4 separate regions of the Homo sapiens genome follow, and all the other regions are linked to region 2. The links are chromatin loops, found by intact Hi-C in ENCODE. Cell type or tissue: MCF 10A. All regions are shown on one strand.

Region 1 (5,000 bases), 360 kb before region 2:
ATAGTTTTCTAGCTGGGCACATTGAGACCTTTGACAATAGAGGAGTCTGTTGTCAAGGCAGAGGAGAGAATAGGTATGGGGTAAGCAACCATAGCCTCTACCACATATGAGAATTTAATTATCTGATGCCCATGAAAATGCAGACTAGAAAACAAAATGCAGGAAGAGTTACCACACAGAGTTGCTGCGTTGCCCTAGACAGTCATGGCAGCCTAGCCACTGGCCTGTCGGTGGACTCCCTCAGGCTCCTCTTACCTGGACCCGCCCCGTTCATTTACCATTCACACTCTCTCTATTTCCAGCACTGCCCTCTCTCAGGCTCCAGACTTGCATAGCAATTACTGACCATATGGCTCCTCACAGGACACTAAATTCAAGATGCTCCCAAATGAGCCAGGAACTGCTCCTCTTAGTACCTGTGCATCAGCTGCCCAAACCGCACACCTGGGTGTTATCCCTGACTCCTTCTTCTGACTCATACACTTTACAAGTTCTTCCTGAATTACTCCCGGATCCTCCCCATCCTCCTCATTTCCAGGACTGCCACCAAGATCAAGCCTGCATCACCTCTCACCTGGACTGCCGCTGCAGCCTCTTGACGGGCCTTGCCTTCTTTATTCTTCCCTCTGGCCAATCCATTCTCCACACAGCAGCCAGAGAAATTCATTTTTTTAAAAAAAAAAACAAACCTGATTATGTCACTGCATGGCTTACTACTCATCAATGGCTTCTTACTACCCTTAGAGAAAAGCCCAGCCCAGTAAGGACTGAAGGCCCTGTGTGATCTGGCCCCTGCCCCCTCACTCCATGCCCTTCTCCCCTTCGCTCTGGCCCAGCCACAGTGATTTTCTTTCCCTCTTGCTAATGAGCTAATCCCTTCCCTGCCTCGGGCCTTGGCATACACAGTTCTGTCTGCCTGGCACTCATTTTCCTCAGATTCCCACCTCTTTGTTTAGTGCATTAAACAAAGCATTTTTTGAGGCATTAAATTCATATACCCCCAAACCATGCCAGGTTGCTGGAGACTCTCATAGCTCACTGCCCTTGTGCTTTGAAGCATTCCTCAGCCTTCTAATTACTTGCTCCACTGTCAGATCCTTGAGGCCAGGCCTCCTCTCTCTGTTCCTCTCTGGACCCCTTGTACCCAACACAGCACTGAACACCTATTCATTCAGTGATCCAGCCCTTCATTCATTCACTCATTCACTCAAAGACATTTGTTGTCATTTCTGTCCCCATTTCTGGTTTGGTAGTGGAAAAAGACTTAGTGAAATAATTGCCCAAATAGTTTATTTGTTAGAGTTAAAATCAGGCCTGCAAGCAGAAAGAGAAGGCATTATGAACGATGTAAACAAGACATAGGAGGTGCGAGGAGAACGGAAGATGGATTTTCTATCAAGAACAAGAATGGGAAGATTTTCTGCCATCTTGACTCTAATTCTTATCTCCATTTTCACCCTGAACCTTACACTAGACCAAGTTACATAAACCCAGTGTGAGACAAGTTTAGTTGAAATATTCTTTTAACCAATTAATTGCCATTAGTGCTGCCTCCTTGGAGCTTCTGACTTCAGAAAAATAATCCAGGAACGTTCTGCCACTAATTCTTCTACCTTGCCCGCCACCATTTTTCTGATTATTTTTCTACTCTCAGACACTCTCTCCATCATAGGCTGGCTCTGCTCGTCTTGGAGCCTGTGTAGAACAGGACTCCATGTGCCAAGCTAAATCTGCTCCGCTTCATCATCGCTTAGGCTGCCAAATTGGGTCAATATAGTTTTAGAATGTAAAAATATATTTCTATTCAGTATATATATTATATATATATTTATGTGTTCCAGTATATATATACTGAAGTACATATTTATATGTTCCAGTATATATATATATGTATATATATACATATATATATACTGAAATATATATATGAAATTTATAAATTGTATTTATACATACATAAGGAAAGAATAGAAACACCAAGGAAGGCCTGAGGGCAGCTTTGATGAAGATTATGGGATGGTTAACCACCAACTCTTCTCTTCCCCAGTCATCCTGGACAATTGGCCATTGCTTTCAGCCTATTAACACCCTCAAGATGCACTGAACATATGTTGACAGTCAAGCACTGATGTGTCTTAGAGCATCAGGTGGTAAACAATGATGAGTTTCCTGGCTGGAATTTGGAGGTCAGAGACTATTCTGGGGTCCCTAATCTTCAAACACCCAGATTTCTTGTGGGCCAATCTGTCCTCCACCTGCCTTGTCCACGAAGGAGTAGAGAGTGGATGAAGAAGCCGGATTCTTCACGTGAAATCTCTGAGCCTGGGGCATGGGAGAGCCCACCCAGGCTCAGGCCTCAGCCCAGGCATCTTACCTGCCTAAGTGGTAATCCCTGAACAGGAAGACCTTTTGGAGAATTCTTTACCTCCTGTCCAAAGTGGCAAGTTGGCCACAAGGGGGAAGCATCACACAAAGATAGTGCTCTGGCCGACCTGCTCTTTGCTCTGACTTTCCTATTGTTATCTGGGCCAGGAAGGCAGGTGAGGAGGGCCCACTGCCGAAGGCTGTGGTTCAGCTGAGACCATGCCCACCTGATGTCTTGAATATGGCCATGAAGCCAATGAACACTCGATGAATAGTAATCGACATGTGATGAATATTCAGGATTTAATTTATTAATGAAATTAAGCAGAGCCCTGGAAAAGATAAGCGTAGGTGGCAAAATTCTTAGATCTGAAGATTCATCATATGCTGAAAACTGGGAATTGAACAATCTGGTTCCAACATGGGCCCTGCAATGCAGTCACTGGTCGTGGGCTTTTCAGGCCATCTTTTGGCCTCGTCTGTCATTCCCCTTTCTGTCTTTATTACAGTGCTGCTGTGAGGATGAAGCAAGAGAATATGAAACTGGTGATGAGGTATTGCAAATGTACAAGACCTACAACTCAGGCAAGCAAAAAAAATGCAGCGCAGCTGATCATTACTGTAGATGGTCATGACCTTCCTGAGGTGGGGGTGCGTGTGTGTGTGTGAGAGAGATTCAGCCTGGCATAATTTAGTTTAAATCTTAGGTCAACTTAATAATCGAAATAGCCTTTTAAAGCTAGGGTGCCAACCTTCCTGTTTGTCAGGACTTTTCCAGTTTTGATACCCCGGAGTCCTGGGCCCTGGAACCTCCATCAGTCCGAGGAAAACCAAAACTCAACTCAAGTCTCCTCAGGCTCTCTGATCCCCTCCCCATCTTTATTTATTCTCCAAAAAGGCTCTGGGTATAATTGTGGAAGGCCGTGGCTCCCAGACTCTCAGCAGGAAAGAAGAGCCCAGACCTTTGGGTCTCTGTGCAAAACTCTGAACCCTTTCTGCCTCTCTTGAGGGTGGCAGGACTGGCTTTGCAGACTTGGTGGGCTCCCATGCTGGGGCCCACTGCTAGAGTCTGCGGCTTTTGCTCTTTATCTCAGTCTCCACTGACTCCATCCCCTTAACTCTGCTCTCTGGCCAGGCCAGCAGCCCTCATGCCCACCAGGGCCACTCCCTCTGCCTGTGCACTTCCCAGTCATCTGCTCGCCATGGGGAGGACTTGAGCAGCTGGAAGTGCTGCCTTTGACTCATTTGATCATCCATCTCCACAACAATGCCTATCACTGCTCTTGTCCCATTACAAGCTGCTGTGGCAGACAAGGGCTTTTCCCAAAGGCTTGCGGCCTCCCCAGAATGACTCGGAACACGAGCACTAGCAACATGTCTCCAGCCTTCCTCACACATCAACTGGGTACCAGTGACGGCTTGTCCTGGGCAGAACTTGAAGATGACCACCAGGATTCCAGGCCCTTGGTGCACACACCTTCTCCCAGTATTCAAACACTCACCTAGGTGCTGTGTGTGGTGAAGGGCTTTTGCAGATGTGATTAAAATCCCAAATCAGTTGATCTTAAAAGAGGGAGATTACCCAGGTGGTACAGACCCACTCACATGAGCCCTTTAAATACGTGTTCAGAGGTCAGGGACAGATAAGTCAGAGAGATTGGAAGTGTGAAACAGCCAGAAGGAGAGGCCACATGGCAAGGAGCTGAGGGCATCCTCTAGCATTCGAGAGCCATCCTTGTACAAAAGCTAGCAAGACATCAGTCCCACAACTGCCAGGAAAGGAATTCCGGAATTCTGCTAACAGCTGGAACATACTTGAAAGTGAACCTTTCTCTAGTTGGTCCACCAGATAGAAACACAGCCTCTTTTTTTTTATTATTTATTTTTTATTGATCATTCTTGGGTGTTTCTCACAGAGGGGGATTTGGCAGGGTCATAGGACAATAGTGGAGGGAAGGTCAGCAGATAAACAAGTGAACAAAGGTCTCTGGTTTTCCTAGGCAGAGGACCCTGCGGCCTTCCGCAGTGTTTGTGTCCCTGGGTACTTGAGATTAGGGAGTGGCGACGACTCTTAACGAGCATGCTGCCTTCAAACATCTGTTTAACAAAGCACATCTTGCACCGCCCTTAATCCATTTAACCCTGAGTGGACACAGCACATGTTTCAGAGAGCACAGGGCTGGGGGCAAGGTCACAGATCAACAGGATCCCAAGGCAGAAGAATTTTTCTTAGTATAGAACAAAATGAAAAGTCTCCCATGTCTACCTCTTTCTACACAGACACGGCAACCATCCGATTTCTCAATCTTTTCCTCACCTTTCCCCCCTTTCTATTCCACAAAGCCGCGATTGTCATCCTGGCCCGTTCTCAATGAGCTGTTGGGTACACCTCCCGGACGGGGCGGCTGGCCGGGCAGAGGGGCTCCTCACTTCCCAGTAGGGGCGGCTGGGCATAGGCGCCCCTCACCTCCCGGATGGGGCGGCTGGCCGGGCGGGGGGCTGACCCCCCCACCTCCCTCCCGGACAGGGCGGCTGGCTGGGCGGGGGGCTGACCCCCCCACCTCCCTCCCGGACGGGGCGGCTGGCCGGGCGGGGGCCTGACCCCTCCACCTCCCTCCCGGACGGGGCGGCTGGCC
Region 2 (5,000 bases):
AGAGAAAGGTTTCCTCTTAGTCTGTCTCTGAGATCAAAAGGGGAGGTCTTTCCTCAAGCATTAGGTTGTATTTTTGTTAGGATGAGTGAGTGAGAAGAGAATATATTAAGTAGTCCTATGAAGGTCTTTGCTGCTGGTAAGGTGTGTGTATCTAGGAGAAGTCTGACCACATAATTAGCTGAGAAAGGTCCGTCTTTGAGTGTCGAATGATACTTGCATCTTCATAGTTAATTATAAGATGTCAGAGCCGTAAGTCAAATTTCATGTTTAGGTCCTTATTCTAATTCTGTGTCCAAAGAGTAGTATAAAAACAAAGTAGGCCTGGCATGGTGGCTCACACCTGTAATCCTAGCACTTTGAGAGGCCAAGTCGGGTGGATCACCTGAGGCCAGGAGTTCGAGATCAGCCTGGCCAACGTGGCGAAAACCTGACTCTACTAAAAATACAAAAATTAGCTGGGCATGGTGGCGGAGGTTGCAGTGAGCCGAGATCGTGCCACTTCATTCCAGCCTGGGAAAGCGAGACTCCATCTCAAAAACAAACAAAAACAAAGTAGATGTTTAGTTATATATTTATATTATAAGAGAATCACTGCTATTCATTCTTGCCACAAACATTTGAGTGCTTTCTATGTACAAGAACTGAATTTTCTTTTTTTTTTTTTTTTTGAGACTGGATCTCTCTTTGTCTCCCAGGCTGGAGTGTAGTGGCACGATCACAGCTCACTGCAGCCTCAACTTCCTGGGCTCAAGCGATCCTCCCACCTTAGCCTCCCAAGGAGCTGGGAGTACAGGCACATGCCACCATGCCTGACTAATTTTTGTATTTTTTGCAGAGATGATGTTTAGCCACATTGCACAAGCTGGTCTTGAGCTCCTGGGTAAGCAATCCTCCCGCCTTGACCTCCCAAATTTCTGGGATTAAAGGCATGGGCCACCGTGCCTGGCCCAAGCACTGAATTTTTATTAATGTAAGAGATTTCTTTGTCTTTTTTTTCTTTTTTTTTTGAGGTGGAGTCTTGCTCTATTTCCCAGGCTAGAGTGAAGTGGCACAGTCTTGGCTCACTGTAACCTCCACCTCCCAGGTTCAAGTGATCCTCCTCCCTCAGCCTCCTAAGCTGAGATTACAGGCACATGTCACCATATCCGGCTAATTTTTTTGGTATTTTTAGTAGAGACAGGGTTTCAGCATATTGGCCAAGACTGGTCTTGAACTCCTAACCTCAAGTGATCCATCTGCCTCGGCCTCCCAAAGTGCTGGGATTACAGATGTGAGCCACTGCGCCCGGCCGATATTTCTTTGTCTTGACCGTTTTTTTTTTTTTTTTTAGAAGACAGAGTCTCGCCCCGTCACCCGAGCTGGAGTGCAGTGACGCAATCTCGGCTCACTGCAACCTCTGCCTCCCTGGTTCAAACGATTCTTGTGCCTCAGCCTCCTGAGTAGCTGGGATTACAGGCATGCTACACCACACCTGGCTAAATTTTGTATTTTTAGTAGAGACGGGGTTTCACCATATTGACCATGCTGGTCTCAAACTCCTGGTCTCAAGTGATCCTCCCGCCTCAGCTTCCCACAGTGCTGGGATTACAGGTGTGAGCTACTGTGCCCGGCCTGTCTTAACCTTCCGATGGGGCCTATGTGTTTAATTCCAAACATACAATGTAGGATGATTAAATCAGGATAATTGGGGTTATCCCATCACCTCAGCATTTATTTCTTCTAAGCATTTAATTACAGATCTTAGAATTGTTAGTGGCTTTAGACTCTTTACTTTGTCAAATGAGAAAAACAAGGCCTAGAGAACCTAAGTAACTTGCCTAATGATTTAGAATCCAGAACTGCTATGTCTCTACCAGTATATATTTTCCCCTTCACATCCTTCACTAATTGCTTAAGAGCAAAAGTATGCAGTTATGGCCGGGCGCGGTGGCTCACACCTGTAATTCCAGCACTTAGGAAGGCAGAGGCAGGAGAATAGCGTGAGCCCAGGAGTTCGAGATCTGCCTGGGCAACATAGTGAGACCTCGTTCTCCACCAAAAGGTGGGGGGGTGGGGAAGACAAAACCCCCAAAACCCAAGTGTAACTACCTGCAAAAGTATGCATTTATACATTTCATCTAATATATACAAATATTAAATATTTAACAGACACCAAACATTTAATAATTTTGCTTGTCTTCTCCAGCCTGAGAAAAGCTTTGACAGATGTCCTGTCTCTAAAACACACTCACTGGAAGCTTGAGTCGTTGCTGCTGGGTCCTCTTAGTAAGTTTCCTTAGAAGCACACAGAACATTTAACATGTTCTCTATCTTGGGAGTGCTGTTCAAAAAGCAGAAGCAGCCCAAGGGCATCTTCTTTTGCCACCAGGTGGCACGCTTGTGAATTGGGAACTGGTGGAAGGAATGAGTCAAGGTGAGGGTTGCACTAAAATGAATCTCCCAGCTGGGCAATGTTGAGGAATCTGAGTGGGGAAATGCTTCATTGCAGAGAATGAAGTCTGTCTGATTTGCCCAGAGATCACAAAAATAAAAGACAGAAAAGCAGAACATGAAAATGCTACAGGAAAGGTGGGATCGGCACAAATGATACCTTGGCACTATGTCCGTGTGGTTTAAGGCAGAAAACTGAAGGGCTGACTTGGCCCTGAGGAGGAAACTACTCAGTAGCAGAGGCAGGAAGGGCCCAAACCACAGGTGAATCCACCCAGGTTGAACGCCCACACAGAGGTGTGTGGGTGGGGTGGGGTGGGGTGGGGTGGTGCAGCCTGACTGCCTCCGCTGCAAAGGATGTGCCTTTGTGTGCAGTGTGACATCCCTCTCTAGCCTTGGCGAACCTGGGAAACACTTCGTCTCACATGTCCTTGGAAATGTGGGACCCACATGTACCATGGGCTCCTTTGTACCACTGAGAGTCTCCTGAAAAGAGTAGGTCCAAAAAAAGGGGGGCTTGAGCCCAAAATGGGCTTCTGCACCTTATGGACACATGCATCAGCTCCTGGGCAGGTCAACTTAGGAGCCCTTCTAGTCATCCCTCTGGCTATCCCTCCCCTCAGTTCCTTCTTTCTTTATTGCCATCTTCCTCTGTGGATGTTCATCTCCCCAACTCTTCATTCTGAGCCTTCTGGAAGCACCCTGTGTCTTCATGCTGCCATCAGGCACTGTCCCCCACACTCACTGACTCCGAGGGTCCTCCCTCCACCTCCTCCCCCAAACTCCTCCCTGACACCAGCCAGTCCCCACAGTTGCTGCTCCCCCGGCAGCACGACAAAGCTCCCTTCTTCCATGTCCCACTTCTGCCATACCAATGGCCGGGCCTGCTTCTGCTGTACCAGTTGCCAGGCCCTGCATCTAGAGATCCTGGTTTGACTACTGTGGGCAAAGCTCTGGTGGTTCCGACATGCAGCTGGGATTGCTAATGAGTGTATGAGTTCTATGATTGTTTCTCCTCACTGCTGTCAGTGGCCAGTCCTGTGCCCTGGAGACTTGAGGGTGGGTTCCCCATCCTTCTCTGCTCCCCAACCTACTACCTTGTCCTGAGGTTCTAGTGTCCATCTATTTTGCCATTCAAAGTAATGGCAAAAACCACAATTACTTTTGCACCAACCTTCTATAGAAGGCCCTGTGCACTGTCTGATCTGGAATTTCCTGGTTCTCCTTTAGCAGTGGAGTCATTGTCATCTCTATCCTACTTCAGCCACCCTGGGCCTTGTCATTTCTCCCTGGCCCCTCTGTTCTTTGTAGTCTCCACTCCCTCCCTGGGGGATTTCATGGACACCACTACCACCCTCTGTGTGCCAGTAAGACTCCAGAGTATATCTGTGGATATACCCCACCTCCTGCCTCCAGTTTCCAGAACCTTTTTGCTGCTGCCTGCTGGGCCAAATGCCTCAAAATCTGTTTTACCCCTCCAATCTATTGGCACCCCATCTCCCCATCATGTAAGACAAAACCAGGGATATTTTTCTCCTTGCTTCTTCACTGTCCAGGGCCAGCCCACCCAAGGTCCCAGGCTCACCTGGCATAAAGCCACCCCTCCCCTTCATCCCACCACCTCTGGTTGATGCCCTCATCAGCTCTTTTCTGGGTCGCTGACTGGTTGTCTCCTGGCTGACCTTTCTCCAATTCTGTTCCCCTTGCACTGTCCTTCACTGCTCCCAGAGGAGTCCTCCTAAAACATACATCTGCAGCTCACCCCCTTACCATGACGGAGGAGGCCTCCGGGGGTTCTGCCCTCTGTCCCTCTCTAGCCTCACACCGGCAGCAATTCTGAATGATTTTGTGACTCCTAGGCACTGACTCCACTAGTTCTGTGATATTTGGTCTTGAATGTCTCTCCCTTCTCCCCTGACCCAAGTGATAGACCTTTCTCCTCTTCTACCCCTCAGCCTGGCTGCACACATCACTTGTTTTGAGCCCTAGGAATCTTTTTCTGAGCCTTCTCCACTTGCCCACTGCCTTAGTTTCCCAGCTCAGTTCTACATAATACTCTGCCCTGTTTTAGCCTGTACTTGCTTCATTGTATGGTAATTATGTGAGTCTGTCTTCCCCACTGGGCTGTGAGCCCCTTCTTTGTATTCCCAGGCCAAATGATAGGAGCTCAATTCCCATTTCATCAATAAGGACACGTTACACAAGTGCTTGCTTTGTTACTGATCCAGCCTTGTTTGCCATTAATTACTGACACTCTAGCTTTAGCTTTATTTCTCTGTTCTGTGATTCCCCTGTGTCAATTAGTTCATCATCTTTAGACCAACCTTGAAATATACTTAAGGAGCTACTTAAAAAAAAAAACTAAATATGCTGTAATGAAGTCTGTTATTTTGTGAATTTTAAATGGCTAATCATTTTTAAATGGTATAGTGCTATTGCTTGAAACCTTAAACTGTCCAAATTCTGTAAAATCACTAAATATCATGTACATAATACAGTACTGAGACCTGGCATGCAGATAGAACATATCTTTAATTTTTAAAAGCTAAACAGAAATTTGCATTGTCCAA
Region 3 (5,000 bases), 160 kb after region 2:
TCATGGGATTAGCTTGGGTGCAAACTTTGTTTAATTTTGTCCTTTTACATTTAGAATATATGCATTGTTTATATTTGGCCTGAAAGCAAACAGGCCAAAAGATAAACAAGGGTTGCCTTTGTCTGGTAACTCTAGGCACTTTTTTTCCCCTTTGGTTTTATTTTATCCAAAGTTTCTATAATGAGGACTGAATAATGCCTATAATGTAGGAAAACATGAACAGTTCCTTTTATTTTTAAAATTTTGAAAATAAAAAATCCTAACTTAGGTGTACATGAGGGGAGCTGGAAGACAAGGGGAACTTAGTTGAAGGAGTAGGCAAATTCTGACTGTCAGATCGGAGCACCCCTGGGAGAAAGTCAGAGCCAAGTTGCCACTCCAGCAAACTGCCATCAGCCGTCTTTGCACCTCAGCTCTGTGTCCTGTCGGAGGCCTGCCTATTGCAGCTGCCAGGCTCAGCCTTCCTGCTGCGACAGTGCTGATCTTCTTGCAGGATTTCAAACCAAGGAGTGATGTTAGTGAAGTGCTTTCTCCCGCCTGCCCCCACCACACCCGTGCCAACTTTGCCTAAGGGAATCACAATCACAGGACTTCTAGAATGAAGGCTGTGGGGCTTGTCAGTTATTTTTAGATGCACCCTTTGACTCTTCCTACTTTTTCTAAGCAGTCTCATAGGTGAGTATGCTGGAGTAAGGTGGTTTTCCTAAGGGTTTTTGTTTTTTTAGAGTGCCTCAATCAATTTTTTGAAACAGAGGGCAGATCTGTGTCAAAATCTGTGTCCCTTTGACTAAACCAACCAGGTCACTCCCTTCCATCAGTCCTAGGGATCTCATCTACACAGAGCCTTGCAGAGTTGACTGAACAGCATGGTTGTTTTTGGATCTACGTACACACAGTTCTAGTTAAAACATCAGTCCGTTCTGTAGGAAGATAAACTAGCCCTACTGATTGTTTGTGGCAAGTGTATTTGGATGATGATAATATTTGAGCATTCCCTTTTAATCTGATTGACTTGGTACCTGAATTGAGACTGGGGATGGAAAAGCTCACCCAAAATACTCTGATTCCTTGATGTAAGAAAAGATCAACAAGAGCTCCATTCAAAGCACATTTTTGACCAAAGGGTTAATTTTTTTTTAATTTAGAAGTTATTTCAGAAAACTTATTCTATAGAATTTGAGAAAGTTAATTTTGAACTCTGAGAAAGCAGAGCCTTCATTTATTGTCTGCTTGCTTCTAAAATGGTTCTGCCAAAAGTTTTGCATACAAACACACTGTGAAGAGATAATAGTGATACAAGTCATGCAGCCAAGAATCACTGGGGGAAATGCAAATCCGCTGGCTTTTCAGCTCAGAGGCAGCAAATGCTGAAGTCATCTCATATTCACCCGAGGCCCTCAGATCTGCACATCGATATATGAAATTGGAGGCTAATATGCAGATATTGATTTCTCTAAAGGGGAGTGTCAATATTTACAGTCCCAAGAGGTGGCAACTGACTGAAGCAAAACCAAAGTTGTGATGGCGACTGCCAAGGTCACGGCCGAACCATAACCCTGCTCTTCACAAGACAGGTCAGTGCCTCCACCCCCAAATAGTGCCAGATGATTTAGAGGGAAGGTGAAATTTTCATCTGGTCCCCTAGACATGACCAGTCCATCACTTCATATCCAGGTGTTGTAAAACTCCAGACGACTGACTAGATGTCCTCCATCACATAAACTTAGTCAAATTAAAATCATCTTGGGCAAGGGGGGCTTTTTCAAATTAATTGTTCAGGACAACTCTTCCCAAAATTGTGATGCTACTATAGCAGTGCATGCCCCTTAGAAATATTGACATAATTTTCTAAGGAAACAGCAGTGATCCCTAACCCTGGCTGCTCATTAGAATCTACCTCCAGAGATTCAGAGTTAACTGATCTGTGCCAGGGTGCAGGCATCTGTAGTTTTTAGGAGTGCCCTTAGCGAGTCTAATGGGAGCTAGTGTCGAGGACCACTGGTCTACAGGTTCTCCACCTCCCTTTCCCATTTCATCCCTGCTTCTCCACTAGCTACACCTCATATCCGAGTCTTATGTTTGCACTTACCTACTTTTTATGTTTGTGTATCTTTGCTCAAGTCATGTCTCTTGTGAGAAATTATCCACCCATATCGGGGTACTTATTCTTCCTTATATGAACCATTCTCTGAGTAGGTCCCAACTCGAATCACCTTAGAATTTTCCCACTTCTCCATGCCTCCAGCAAGCCATGCATCACACCAGGGCAGTTTCAAGTGGACAGACCTGTTTCTCCTGGAAGTGGGTGGGCTCCTTGAGGTGAGAGACCATGCCTTGCTTCCCTGGGTGCCTAAAGCATGCCCACCCAGCTTAGTGCAAGTCACAGTAGCCACTCTATCAATACTGGTTGCAAAGATGGATGAAAATGCAGGTTCATGTTTGGTATCAGGACCTTTTAGAAATCAGGGAAGACTAGAATCATTTGTATATTTGAGGGTAGTCAGATTTTTTTTTTAAGTAAAAAAAAATCCCAATTTTAAATTTGAGGTTCTTGGCGCATATGAGACCAGGGTCAAATGTCCCCCAGAACCCTCTCTTTATGATGTCGTCTTTGGATACCATCAGGATAACTCAGATTGGTTCAGCCCCAAGTGCCCCCAGTTACCTCGGTAACACATAGAATATAACTTTGTCCCCTAATGGGAAAGAATGTCAGATTTCTATGCCAACCAGAAGATGGATGGATGTCAAGACAGATGGTGGAAAAGTTGTGAGGTAGACTATTTATATTGGGTGGGGGGTTCTTCCTTTTATTTCAAGACATGCCCCCACTTCAAATTCCTCTTTTTAAATTTTTTATGTAACTCATTATTGAGTGCAAAATTTTTACCACATGAATCTGCATCGACATAATATTTATCTTGTATACAAAAAGCAATGAAACAGAGCAGCAGGGTCAAAACAATGTCAGCATCAAAACTTTCAGGATTAATATCTGTGGACTGAAGAACATTCCAGAGACAACAGTGGTGCCTTGTTTGAAAAACTGCTGCATCACCAACACTGTTGATGGTAAAGAAGATAACTGTGTGAAAAATCACAGATTTTAACAAAGCATTTTAGAAAAGTTATACCCTAGGTGAAGAAGTTTTAGGAATGCCTTCACTCATGTATTTCGCTTATGATTTCCTTTTTGTGTATGCACAAAAGCTAAAGTAAAAAGTCATAGCCATGGTTCTTATTTAATTTACTATGTTTATTCTTACTTCATGATACATAAAATAGTGGTGTCTTTATTAGTTTGCCAGGGATGCCGTAAGAAAGTATCACAGATTGGGTGGCTTAAACACCACAGATGTATTTTCTCTCAGTTGTAGAGGCTGGAAATCTGAAATGAAGGTATTGGTAGGGTTTCTTCTGAGGTCATAGTTTGTAGATGGCCATTTTCTTTCTGTGTCCTCACGTTGTCTTCCCTTTTTGTGTGTCTGTGTCCTAATCGTCTTTTTTTTTTTTTTTTTTTTTTGGGATAGGTTCTCAGTCTGTCACCCAGGCTGGAAAGGATCCTCTCACCTCATCCTCCCGAATAGCTAAGACTACAGACAGGTGCCACCACGCCCAGTCAATTTTTGTATATTTTGTAGAAACAGGGTTTTGCCATGTTGTCCAGGCTGGTCTCAAACTCCTGGGCTCAAGTCATCCACCAGCCTCAGTCTCCCAAATTGTTGGTATTACAGGCATAAGCCACTGCACCCTGCCCTAATCTCCTCTTCTTATAAGGACACTTGTCATATTGGACTAAGGCCCACCCCCCCGTCCTCATTTTCACTTCATGACCCCTTTAAAGACCCTATCTCCAAATATCGTCTTGTTTTAAACTAGGAATTGGGACTTCACATATGAATTTTAAGGGAACACAATTCTGGCCATAACAGTGGCCTTACAATTGATGGCTTCTTACTTTCAGTGAAATTTAAAGTATATACTTCAGAAGATTGTAATTATATTAAATGAGTGTCTGCAGCTGGAATGCACTCCCTGATCCTTAGCTGTTTATCATTACCTGTTTCATAGGGTGGTTGAAGGGACTAAATAAGATAGCACTTCCGAAGTCCTTAGCACAGAACCAAGTATATAGTGAGTGCTCAATGAATGTTGGCTACTATGATCATTATTAATTTGGAAGCATTTTCATATGAGTAAGAAGTTACTGAGAAAAAAAAAATCACAGTACTCTCTTAAAATAGGTAGTGATCTTTTTAAAAAATCTTAGAATTTGATGATGACTTTGAAAACCCTAGTGTACAATCAAGAAAGCACTAAGTTGGCAGCCACGATTCAGGCATAATGCTTACAAGATTACTTTAATGTACAAAAGTGTTTTGTAATTACCTAATTGTCTGGCACCACTTCAAGTCCTATTTTTTAACCCCTTTAAGCCAGGCCAGAAACATTGCCAGTGAGTGTGACACAGTGATGCAAAATGCATTAAGCTTTTACAGCAGAGCCTCAAGACCCCCAATGGCATCAAGAGATTAATAATTGGAGTAAGAAAGATAGATGTATTTTATGAATAATTCAGTCTATCATTAGAAATTAGAAACTTGAGAGCCTTGCTACATGGGAGAGTAAACAGAAGCTTGCCTTAATGGGTTATAATTTTAAAATGAGGAAGACTTTGCCAATTGTCACTAACGTAAGCTTCAAGCACACTTCTCAATGAAAAGAAACTCCCTAGAAATGAGGTCACCCACTGGGGTCAAGTTCAAGATAAAGAGATGAATACTTTCCTGCTCTGGTTTACCAACTGCTTCTTTGTCATCTTGAATAAAATAATTAACCGCTTTATAAGTAAACCTGTGAAGTTTTAAAGCCACACACATGTTTTATCTCTAAACCAGGCATCCTTCACCAAGCCATACCATCAGATTGCTTCTTCCATCCTCAACACCCAGAGTTTTTCATGGAGTCCACCTTTATTAAAATTTCCCAACCAACCCTGG
Region 4 (5,000 bases), 640 kb after region 2:
AAAATTTTCATCCAGGTGACTTGGATAAGATCGGGAACCAAATACCACAATGTCTTTACAAGCCCCTTTCCACGATATTACTAAGAAAAGTGGCTTTCACTGCCAAAGCAAAGAACTGAAGTAGTTTGCTGCATAATTTAGATTCACTTGGCCTAAATTCATCAAGGAATTGAGAATTTGGGGGCGTTGGAGGCAGTAGACTTTCTTTGCCTGGGGAATAGTCTCACTTTTCACCTTCATTTGTCACTAGATATAAAATTCCTCTAAAAGCTCAAGTAAGCAGGCATACAAGTAGCTTACTGATATTTCTGTATTATTATTGCTCTGTAAAATTAACATTTATTGAAGATTAACTATGTGCTACAGACTTCACATATATCATCTCATTTCATTCTCATGAAACATCCTCAGGAAAAAAAATATATCTCAACCATGATTTTCAGTTAAGGAAACTGGTATTCCAAGAGAGAATCAGTAAGCTGCCCAAGATGACAGAGCCAGTAGGTGGAAAAGAAAGGATGTGAATTCACCTCTATCTCATACACACACACACATACACACACTTACACACACACCATTTTGTTTGGATTCATCAAAAAGGGAGCACATGAAAAAACTGCTGGGAAATCTATGTGTGATAAAATATAGTGAGTTTGCTTTTACAATGATTACTGGGAGGAATTTATATTTGTAAAGTGAGTTGTCATGAAATCAGGTGATGAATTCGATCTATACATTCATGAAAGAGATTTCTTATTCATTCTGTTTTATACACTTAGAAAATGAGTTTAGTCAGGAGATCAAGACCATCCTGGCTAACAGAGTGAAACCCCATCTCTACCAAAAATACAAAAAATTAGCTGGGTGTGGTGGCATGCATCTGTAATCCTAGCTACTCAGGAGGTTGAGGCAGGAGAATCCCTTGAACCAGCGAGGCGGAGGTTGCAGTGTGACAAGATCGGGCCACTGCACTCCAGCCTGGGTAACAGAGCAAGACTCCGTCTCGAAACAAAATGAGTTTAGGTGACTTGGCTTAGGGAGTCATTAGTTAAATGAGAACTATGACAAAAGGTACCTGAGCTTTTGGCTCTCTGGCCTTGTTTAAAGCATGTTATGGGTTATCATTATAAAAGACAACCCTCGCCCCATCATGGATATGTAGACTTGGATATTGTAGATTGTGGTTTTGGTGACTGTTTTGTTGACTGATTGTTAAATTTAGCTTAAGATAGAGGAAGAGAGCTTCCTCAATGCAGTGTAGTAGTTAAGAGAACAAACCTTGGGATCAAACAGACTGAATATGAATTCACATTCTACCTCTTAATGGTTATGTGCCCAGGACAAGTTATTTAATACCTAGAGCACCCATTTTCTCATTCGAAATGTGGGAATGAGAAAAGTATCTACCTCACTGGTTTACTGTGGAGGTGAGTTAACTCATGTAACCCACTTGTTCACAAAACCTAACATATTTTAGTTATCATTAGAGGCACACTCAGGCAAAAGAAATATCAGGCTTTTGAAAAATGCACAGTGGGCATACCTTCTTAAAACTAAGTGTGAGTATTAAAATCATTTTTCCAGAAAAAAGTAATCTCTCAGGTATAGTATCCCTGGTGTATTGGCGAAATTACAGTTGATGTTGAGGTTACTTTTTATATTCATCATTTCCCTTTCAGAAAACTCAACGCACAAGCCACCAATACAAAGCACCAGTCATCCTGCGTTAGATAAAATTGAAGATGGAGAAATGTTTTCCTCCTTCTCATAAACAATCATGTCACAAATGTATTTAAATCTGACCTACACTAGTCAGCAATTTTACTGTTTCCACTGTGGCTCTATTAAATACCTGGTCACCATCCTATATCTAAAAATATTATATAATCAGAAATCAATCTCATACAGCTCCCTATCAAGAATGGATAACAATGACGTTAAGTATTCCTTCCATGATTTACTTTGGCATAATTAATAATAACTTTATTAGACATTAGTTATTAGACAAGCTTACAGAGAATATAATATACTTACCGTCAGTAGATTCTAGACTCAAAAATTATTAAATAAATGAAGGAAGAAAGGAATAAATGAGTAAATAAATAAATAATATAAGAATGGCAGAATTCTCCCCTATCCAAAAACATGTTTTCAGGGACAAAACAAAGAACATTAGCGCCACCTCGAGGCAGAAGTCTATTTGAAACGTAAGATAGACCTGAATCTTAGGAGAAGATTAGCACTAAAAGGAGTAGCAGAGATGGTCATTAGGGCCCTGTGTGGCTATAAATAGTAGCACATAGGTGGCGACTGAGCACTTGAAATTTGGATAGTCCAAATTGAGATGTACCGTGAGTGTAAAATACACACCAGATTTTGAAGATGGAAAAAAGAATGTAAAACATCTCATTCCTAATTTTTATCTTGATGACAGAAAAATTATTTTTGATTATATAATGTTAAGTACAATATTTATTATTATAATTATTATTAATTTTACCTAGTTATTTTTATCTTTTTAATGTGGCGGCTAGAAATTTAAAATTAAATCTGTAGCTCCGTTATCTTTCTATTGGACAATACTAATCTCACCCTTACTGCTCAGAATGTGGGCCAGGGACCAGCAGCATGGTTATTTATTACCTGGGAGCTTGTTAGAAATGCAGAATCCCTGGCCTTATCCCCAGCCTTCTGAATCAGTTTTGCATTTCAGCAAAATCCCCAGGTAACTAGTATGTATATTAAGTTTGAAACTTGCTGATGTAATCCAATCCCCTTGTTTTACAAATGCGCAAACTAAGACCCGTGTTGGCGGCATGGCTCATTCTTGGTTATCTACCTGGTGACCCTAAAACCCCGGTGATCTTGAAACTACTAAATATCCACTTTATAATACATCCTCCTAAGGACCCATCTATTGCTTAGAGTAAAAATAAAGTAAGACTACTGCTTCATTGGCAAACAAAACACATTATTGTAAATATACAAGAAAATGTGATGTACTTAGGGATCCTTGTAACAGAATTGTAGGGTATTCAGTGTTTGTGTAAGTCAGTGACTACACTTAGAAAACCTCTGCTGTCTAAGCTATTACTACAAATAACATACTTCGGCCATGAAAAAAGGCCAGAGTGCAGAATCAATAATGCACATTCCAATCACTGAGTCAGTAAAATCAATTTAAAGAAGACTGATTCCTTTATGCTAAGTAAGAAGGAATTATAGTTTTGTAACTGAGTTCCTTGTGGGAAAGTCTTATTCATTCTTCCAATGTCCAGCTCCCCACAATATATTTAGCACATACAAGATTTTGAATAACTATTTGTTGAATGAAAACATTCGTTTCTGTTTATTGGGTCTATACCTCAGGAAACATCCCCTTCTTTACATTGTCTAGTAACAATGTAAAGAAACTAAGGAAAACACTTAAGTAGGAACCACAGCTAAAATTAGTAGTGATTTTATGCCAAAATCTCTTTGTAACTAAGCACATTGTTAAGAGAAAATTCAAATAGATGTTAGCTTTGGTTGTGAAAATAAAATCCATTGCATAGAAAGGTGAGGTTCCAATTAAAATAATATTGGCAGGTAACTCCAAGGAGCAAAAGTGGTTAAAATATTTTCACTCATCTTTGTAAAGATTGTTATAAGACAGATTAATCAAGCCTAATCAATTCCCAGTGTGCTGTGCATATGAATCAAATGTTCCTCTCACAAGAGAGCATTTTTTTGAATACCAAATGGAAAATGTAGATTTAACTTAGGAAATGAAGTTTTGTGTTATAGAAATTGAATATACTAAGTAGAATAGGAAGAACCTTAATGAAATGATTTTTTTATGATGTAAGTCATATAGGAAGGAAAGTTTAACTCCCACTCTCTTCCTTTCAATTGTCCCATTTCCTCATGTTTTATCCATTACTCATGTCATGTTTTGTCATTAACCTAAATAAAATAATGGGACATCAATCCTACTTGTTATACATAATAATGAACAGATTACTGTCACATATAATTATTGAAATGGTAATAATGGTAATAATAATAATAAATAGCAAACCCAAATATTAATTTATATATCATTAATTTGGCAATACCTTACAGCATTTCCTCTATCACTGTCTTGAATGTATATTGAATAATTCATTCATTGAATAATATATATTGAGAACTTATATGCCAGGCACTGACACAGTCACTAGAAATACAGCAGGGAATAAAATAGTCTTTCCCTCCTGGAGTCTGTGCATAAATGATGAAATGCACAGCATATCAGTATGTAGTAAGTGACATGGAGAACACTAAGGGGGAAATGCCAAGGAGGCAGAGGAGCTGTTTTACTCGGATTGGTCTTCCTTAAGGGGAATTTTGAGTAGGGACTTGAAAGAAGCAAGGGAGGAGGCCATGCAGATATATGGGGGTGAGCTGCTAATAGAACAGAAGGACAGAGGCCCCAAGGCAAGAGCATACCTAGCAGGTTGAGGAAAAACGTAGAGGGAGGACTGGAGTGGACACAGCCAGAGAGGTAGCAGGGCCCAGATCAGCCAGGCCCTTGCAGCCACTGTAAGGACTTTGGATTTTCCTCTAAAGTAAGAGAGAAAGCCACTAACTAGAGGGTTTAGCAGAGACGTCCATGATCTATCAATAACATCTTTGGAGGGAATCACTTAACTGCTGTGTTGGAAATAAATCTTAGGGGCCTCAGCAGAAGAGGGAGGTGAGTTAGAAGATTGTTATAATAATCCAGGCAGGAGAAGATGATGACTTGGACCAGGATGGTAGTAGTGAAGATAATGAGATGGTATCAAATCCTAGATGTATTTTGAAGGTCAAACTAGCAGGATTTGAAGATGGTTTGGATGTGGTATATAAGAAGACAAGAGGAAATGTCAAGCTTTTTGAGCAATTTGAAGAATAGAGATACCAGTTCCCAGGAAAATAGACATGAGTAGATTTGGGTGAGGGGAGGAGGAGAATGATCAGAGATTGCTTTTGGAGAT

Evidence for each region. Peaks named below come from ENCODE experiments on the same cell type or tissue, not always from the same donor. Only the 100,000 strongest peaks of a DNase experiment are listed, where the experiment ranks them.
Region 1: it touches region 2 in a loop (6-fold over the local background); 9 of 110 quality-filtered maps call a loop at or near these places.
Region 3: it touches region 2 in a loop (2.4-fold over the local background); 17 of 110 quality-filtered maps call a loop at or near these places.
Region 4: a loop joins it to region 2, with 8 times the contacts of the local background. A loop is called at or near these places in 4 of 110 quality-filtered maps.

What each region holds. Positions count from the first base shown.
Region 1 is chr4:54,320,561-54,325,560 of GRCh38, forward strand. No RefSeq gene overlaps it. Among named protein-coding and RNA genes, the nearest start is that of LINC02283, 9.8 kb to the right of the region's middle. RefSeq lists enhancers at 4,182-4,839, 4,840-5,000. In MCF 10A, a CTCF peak has its summit at 2,446 (motif pointing right); a DNase peak (open chromatin) is centred at 2,461.
Region 2 is chr4:54,681,440-54,686,439 of GRCh38, forward strand. All of the region lies in intron 1 of KIT (KIT proto-oncogene, receptor tyrosine kinase), which reads left to right. Among named protein-coding and RNA genes, the nearest start is that of KIT, 26 kb to the left of the region's middle. In MCF 10A, no CTCF peak of the experiment used is centred here; a DNase peak (open chromatin) is centred at 2,382.
Region 3 is chr4:54,842,838-54,847,837 of GRCh38, forward strand. It overlaps LINC02358 (long intergenic non-protein coding RNA 2358), which reads left to right and starts at 2,650. Exons shown (of 2, transcript XR_001741510.1): 1 at 2,650-2,775. In MCF 10A, no CTCF peak of the experiment used is centred here; no DNase peak of the experiment used is centred here.
Region 4 is chr4:55,319,687-55,324,686 of GRCh38, forward strand. No RefSeq gene overlaps it. Among named protein-coding and RNA genes, the nearest start is that of SRD5A3, 24 kb to the right of the region's middle. In MCF 10A, a CTCF peak has its summit at 2,210 (motif pointing left); a DNase peak (open chromatin) is centred at 2,195.